Regions from separate parts of the Homo sapiens genome. Here region 1 is linked to region 2. The links are chromatin contacts, found by Hi-C or POLR2A ChIA-PET in ENCODE. All regions are on one chromosome and are shown on one strand. Each heading gives the region's core, a stretch centred on a gene start or an enhancer-like site at or near the end of the contact. The rest is flanking DNA. Distances are from core to core; before and after follow the strand shown. Region 1 overlaps NCOA3 (nuclear receptor coactivator 3). Region 2 has its middle 43 kb from the start of LINC01754.

What was found. A loop is a pair of places that touch in the nucleus more often than their neighbours do. ChIA-PET counts read pairs that join two places held with the same protein, here RNA polymerase II (POLR2A). Pooled maps may share reads with other maps.
Region 1: a loop to region 2 is called in a pooled map, with 2.4 times the contacts of the local background. The contact joins two enhancer-like sites. A Hi-C loop is called at or near these places in 1 of 168 maps with a recorded cell type or tissue (chondrocyte) and 6 of 50 pooled maps. POLR2A ChIA-PET finds 5 or more read pairs at or near these places in 9 of 52 experiments (AG04449, Caco-2, GM12878 and 5 more).

What each region holds. Positions count from the first base shown.
Region 1 is chr20:47,539,865-47,542,564 of GRCh38, reverse strand. All of the region lies in intron 1 of NCOA3 (nuclear receptor coactivator 3), which reads right to left. Among named protein-coding and RNA genes, the nearest start is that of NCOA3, 39 kb to the right of the region's middle. Within about 2 kb of position 1,425, at least 4 of the 41 ENCODE cell types and tissues checked have a DNase peak (open chromatin) inside an H3K27ac peak, as active enhancers do; they include OCI-LY7, where a contact is called at or near this core.
Region 2 is chr20:47,454,018-47,456,717 of GRCh38, reverse strand. No RefSeq gene overlaps it. Among named protein-coding and RNA genes, the nearest start is that of LINC01754, 43 kb to the right of the region's middle. RefSeq lists an enhancer at 2,661-2,700. Within about 2 kb of position 1,262, at least 4 of the 41 ENCODE cell types and tissues checked have a DNase peak (open chromatin) inside an H3K27ac peak, as active enhancers do; they include OCI-LY7, where a contact is called at or near this core.

The DNA of each region.
Region 1 (2,700 bases), core at 176-2,675, 86 kb before region 2:
GCTGGGACCAATAAATGCTGGTTTAAGATGTCAAGTTTGGAGATAATTTGTTACACAGCAACAGATAATGAATATGCTTGTAAAAAATAACTGAACCAGAAACTGATCAAGACTTGAAAGCTAACTACCATTTTAAAAATAGAGAGAGAGAGGACAGAGGACACACTGAAAAACCACCACAAAGACATACTTTGCAAAATCCAGACAATAAGAAACTCTACAGGAAGCCGGGCACGGTTACTTGTGCCTGTAATCCCAGCACTTTAGGAGGCCAAGACAGGACAATCACTTGAGGCCAGGAGTTCCAGACCAGCCTGAGTAACATAGCAAGAGCCCCTTTTCCACCAAAAAAAAAAAAAAATTTTAATGTAGCTGGCATGGTGGTGTGCACCTTTAATCCCAGCTACTTGGGAGGCTGAGGTGGGAGGATCGCTTGAGCCAACGAGTTTGAGACTACAATAAGCTATGATCACAGCATTGCACTCCAGCCTGGGTGACAGAATAAGTCTCTGTCCCTCCAACAACAACAACAACAAAAAAAAAAAAAAAAAAAAACTCTACAGGGCAAAAAATAATTTGATAAATTGGAAGGAAAAAAGAGATGAAGAGAAAACCTATATTAACAGAAACTTAGGTCGCATAAAAACCAAATTGCAATGTCTGCATCTTGTTTGAATCTGATTCCAACAAATTAAAAAATGAGGAGAACTAGAAAACTGAAGTGACTGTGTATTTGATGCTACTAAGAAATTAATGCAGGTTTTCTAGATGTAATAATGTAGAGTTTGCTTTTTATGAAAGACAGTTGTATCTTTTATAGATACTTAAGGAAATTATATAATGTCTAGTATTTGCTTCAAAACGGTATGAAGGAGTATTGCCTGGAATCCCAGTACTTTGGGAGGCCTTGCAAGGCAGGAGGGTAACTTGAGGGCAGGAGGGTAACTTGAGGCCAGGAGTTCGAGACCAGCCTGAGCAACAACATAGAAAGGCCCCATCTCTACAAAAAAATTTAAAAATTAAACGGGCACAGTGACACACACCTGTGGTCCCAACTACTCAGGAGACTGAGGTGGGAGGATCCTTTGAGCCTGAGGAGAGAGAGGGGAAGGGAGGAGAAAGGAGGGGAGGGGAGAGGGGAGGGGAGGGGGGAGGGGAGGGGAGGGGAGGGGAGGGGAGGGGAGGGGAGGGGAGGGGAGGGGAGGGGAGGGGGGAGGGGAGAGTGGGGAAAGGAGGGGGAGGGGGGACAGAGAGAACATTAGTGATGTAAAGGGGATTAATGCTTGTTTCCACCCTTTAGAAGTTAATCATGAATGCTACAAGTCACAAAAAGTGACCTCGGCAATGACTCACAAAGTACAACTGATTGAAAACGTGGCAAGAGTGACATTGAAGGAATTTAGGGACAGGGAGTTCCTCTTTTTTTTCACCCAAAGATTTTTCTTCTAAAACTGAGTACTTTCTCCATCTACTTGATACAATAGAAGCAAATACATGTAGAAAGCATGATCTACTTTTCTCTGGGGTAGTAGCTCCTGCACTCTCATATGGAGATTTAAAAAAATTAAGATACAATAGTTCATGTTCAAACAGTTTGCAGTTCCATTTGTAACAAACATTAATATGATTTTAAAGGTAAAGTAAATAATCTCACTAACTGAAAATATCTCCCAGGAATTCATTTACATCCTTCCCTAGATTACCCCAGCCCCAAACAATCATTTCTTCCTCTGAACTCCAAAAGCAATTATTTGTACAATTTATTTGGCAATTAATCCTTCACTGCCTTGTTAAACCTCTTGCATTATTCTCTGAAATGTTATTTAAATCTTCTCTAGTTATCTTTCATGTTTAGTTCTCATCTCCCCAAACAGACTATAAATTCCTTGAGAAGAAGAGATAAGACCTTATATTGTTTTGTATACACACAGACCCACAGAGTAGCTAGCACAGAGTAAATACAAAGATATTTGAATTTTTTTTTTTTTTTTGAGACAAGAGTTTCACTCTTGTTGCCCAGGCTGCAGTACAATCCTGCGGTCTCAGCTCACTGCAAACTCCACCTCCTAGGTTCAACCGATTCTCCTTCCTCAGCCTCTCAAGTAGCCGGATTACAGGCACCCACCACCATGCCCAGCTAATTTTTGTATTTTTAGTAGAGGGGGGTTTCACTATGTTAGCCAGGCTGGTCTCGAACTCCTGACCTCAGATGATCCACCCTCATCGGCCTCCCAAAGTGCTGGGATTACAAGTGTAAGCCACCGCGCCCCAGCCAAGATATTTGATTTTAAGGAAAAATAGGAAAAATCCATTTCAAAGAAAATGTTTAAAGCCATGCCAACTAAGTATCTCCAAGCCAAAGTTGACTATCTTCAAGCCAAAGTTGACATACAGGCCAATGTACTATTTTATTTCCTTGACTCCTAAGGCAATGTAGGGTGGTAAAAAGGGCATGGCCTCCGAAATCTGAGAGACCTCAATCTGGATCCTCTACTGGAGAGCTTATGTAATTAACCCATGAGCTTCAATTTCCTCCTCTCTCAAATGAAGATAGTAATATCCAACTCTAGAAGGTTTCATGATTGTTAAATGAGAGTTTATGTAAAACTAGTATCCCTTAAATATTTTGGGGTTTGTTCATATTTTTACATCTTTAAAATCAGAATATGTCATGTTATTGGCAGTATCCAATTATTTATT
Region 2 (2,700 bases), core at 13-2,512:
ATTCTATGTACCAGGCTCTATTCTAGATACTGAGGATACAGCCCTGAAAAGACCAACATGATTTAAACCCACGTGGAGCTTCTTGGGACCTACATTAACCACATAGTGGGGCAGAAGAGACGCTGCACACGTCTAGAGCTTATACCTTGAAAAACTTTGCAGCTTCCATTTTCACTCTTTTGGAACTCTGCCCCAAGACCACCACACCAGAAGAAACTCTGAAAGAAAACCCACAGAATGAGAGAGACTTAGCCACCTGGCTGTCCCGGCTGAGCCTTCAGCCACGTGCAGCTTCATGAGCAAACCCAGGTGAGACCAACAGAAGGGCCATGCAACCACCCAAAGACTCATAAGAAATAATAGGCCAGGCCCAGCGGCTGACGCCAGGAATCCCAGCACTTTTGGAGGCTGAGATGGGCAGATCCCTTGAGTCCAGGCCTGTAATCCCAGCACTTTGGCAGGTCGAGGCAGGCAGATCACTTGAGGTCAGGAGTTTAAGACCAGCCTGGCTAACAAGGTGAAAGCTCGTCTCTAATAAAAATACAAAAATTAGCCAGGCATGATGCTGCATGCCTGTTATCTCGGCTCCTTGGGAGGCTGAGGCAGGAAAGTCACTTGAACCTGGGAGGCGGAGGTTGCAGGGAGCTGAGATGGTGCCACTGCACTCCAGCCTGGGTGACAGAACAAGATGCCATCTCAGGGGTTGGGGGGAGATCCCTTGAATCCAGGAGTTGAAGACAGCCTGAGCAACATGGTGAAACCCCGCCTCTACAAAAAATTAGTCAGGCATGGTGGTACAGGCCTGTAGCCCCAGCTACTCGGGAGGCTAAGGTGGGAGGATCACTTGAGACTGGGAAGTGGAGGTTGCAGTGAGTTGAGATCACACCACTGCCCTCCAGCCTGGGTGACAGACACCCCATCTCAAAAAATAAATAAATAAATAGTGGACATTTATTGTATCAAACAAATTCCCAATACATCATTCAGTGTCCAACTTGGGGTGGGGGTGTGTTTTTTTGGGGGGAACCTAATTTATCTCAGATCATAGAGATTCAAACCAAGATCAGAAGAGCTGGTGGTTGGTTGTTGTTTCTGAAAACTCATAGCTAGACCCTCAAAAGTTAATAAATGCAACAGGATTTAAAACTCAGCTTTGTTTGTCTTGGTGTGTTACGAAAGAACACAAGAAAAAAATTGCATTTCACCACTCCTGTGGCTTAAGAAGAAAGCGACCAAACAAGTCAATTAACCTGTAAGTGAGGGCCCAGTCATGTGGTGGAGAGACTCTCCTGCCGCACACAATCACTTACAGAGGAGCGGAGTCAATAACAGCCAAAGATTTCACCTGATAATTGTCAAAATGTTTAAATACACCATTACAGTGTGCAAACAGGACTTTATCTTCAGCTCCAAGCACATCAAAACCACTGGTTTAATTCCAGCAGCTTATGCTTTCAAAGGAGTATTGAGTGAAGGCATACAGGGATGGGCTGAAATCCACACCTTCCCCCAGGCAGATCAACAAACCTTTTCGCTGGGCTGAGTCCAGCTTCTGAACTTTTGTACAAAATCTCTAACACCCACTGTCACAAAAAACTGAAGACCTGTCTTAGGACCAGGGATGGATCCAGGTTTTGTGGTACCTGAAGCTTAGACAATTTGGGGGAGCCTTCTTTAAAACAAATACAAAATTTAAGTACAAAATTAGGTATAAAAGTGAATGTTTAGGCCAGGTGTAGTGGCTCATGCCTATAATCCCAGAACTTTGGGAGGCCGAGGTGGAAAGACTGCTTGAGGCCAGGGGTTCGAGATTAGCCTGGGCAACATGTGAGACCCTGTCTCTACAAAAGATTTTTTAAAATTAGCCAGGTGTGGTGGCATGTGCCTATAGTCCTAGCTACTCGGGAGCTGAGGCAGGAGGATTGCTTGAGCCCAGAAGGTTGACACTGCAGGGAGCCGTGATTGCACCACTGCATTCCAGCTTGGGAGACAGAGCGAGTCCCTGTTTCCTGTTTCAAAAACATAAATAAAAAAGAAGAAGAAGAAAGAAAAGTAGAAGAAGAAGAAGGAAGAAGAAGGAGGAGGAGGAGAGGAAGAGGAGGAGGAGAAGGAAAAAGGTGAATATTTAAAGTGAGAACAGGGCCAGATGCAGTGGCTCACACCTGTCATCCCAGCACTTGGGGAGGCCGAAGCAGGCAGATAGCTTGAGCTCAGGAGTTCGAGACCAGCCTGGCCAACATGGTAAAACCCTGTCTCTACTAAAAATATACACACACAAAAAATTTAGCCAAGTGTGGCGGTGTGCACCTGTAGTCCCAGCTACTTATGGGGGGCTGCGGTGGGAGGATCACTTGAGCCCGGTAGGTTGAGGCTGCAGTGAGCCAAGATCATGCTACTGGACTCCAGCCTGAGTGACAAAGTGAGATCCTGTCTCAAAAAAATAAATAAAATAAAATGAGAAATCACAAAAAAGTCATGGGGCTGTGTTAGCCAGACTCCAAAATGCCCTCCAGTGATCCAATGATCCTTTGCCTCCTGGTGTGCCCACCTTGTGCAGTGCCCTCCTCTATTGCACCAGGGTGGTCTGTGTGACCCGTAAAATTAGGCAGAAGTGATGGTGCATCATGACAATACTGCTTCTGTCTTGGTTCTTTCTCTCTCTCTCTCTTTTTTTTTTTTTTTTTTTTTGAGATGGAGTCT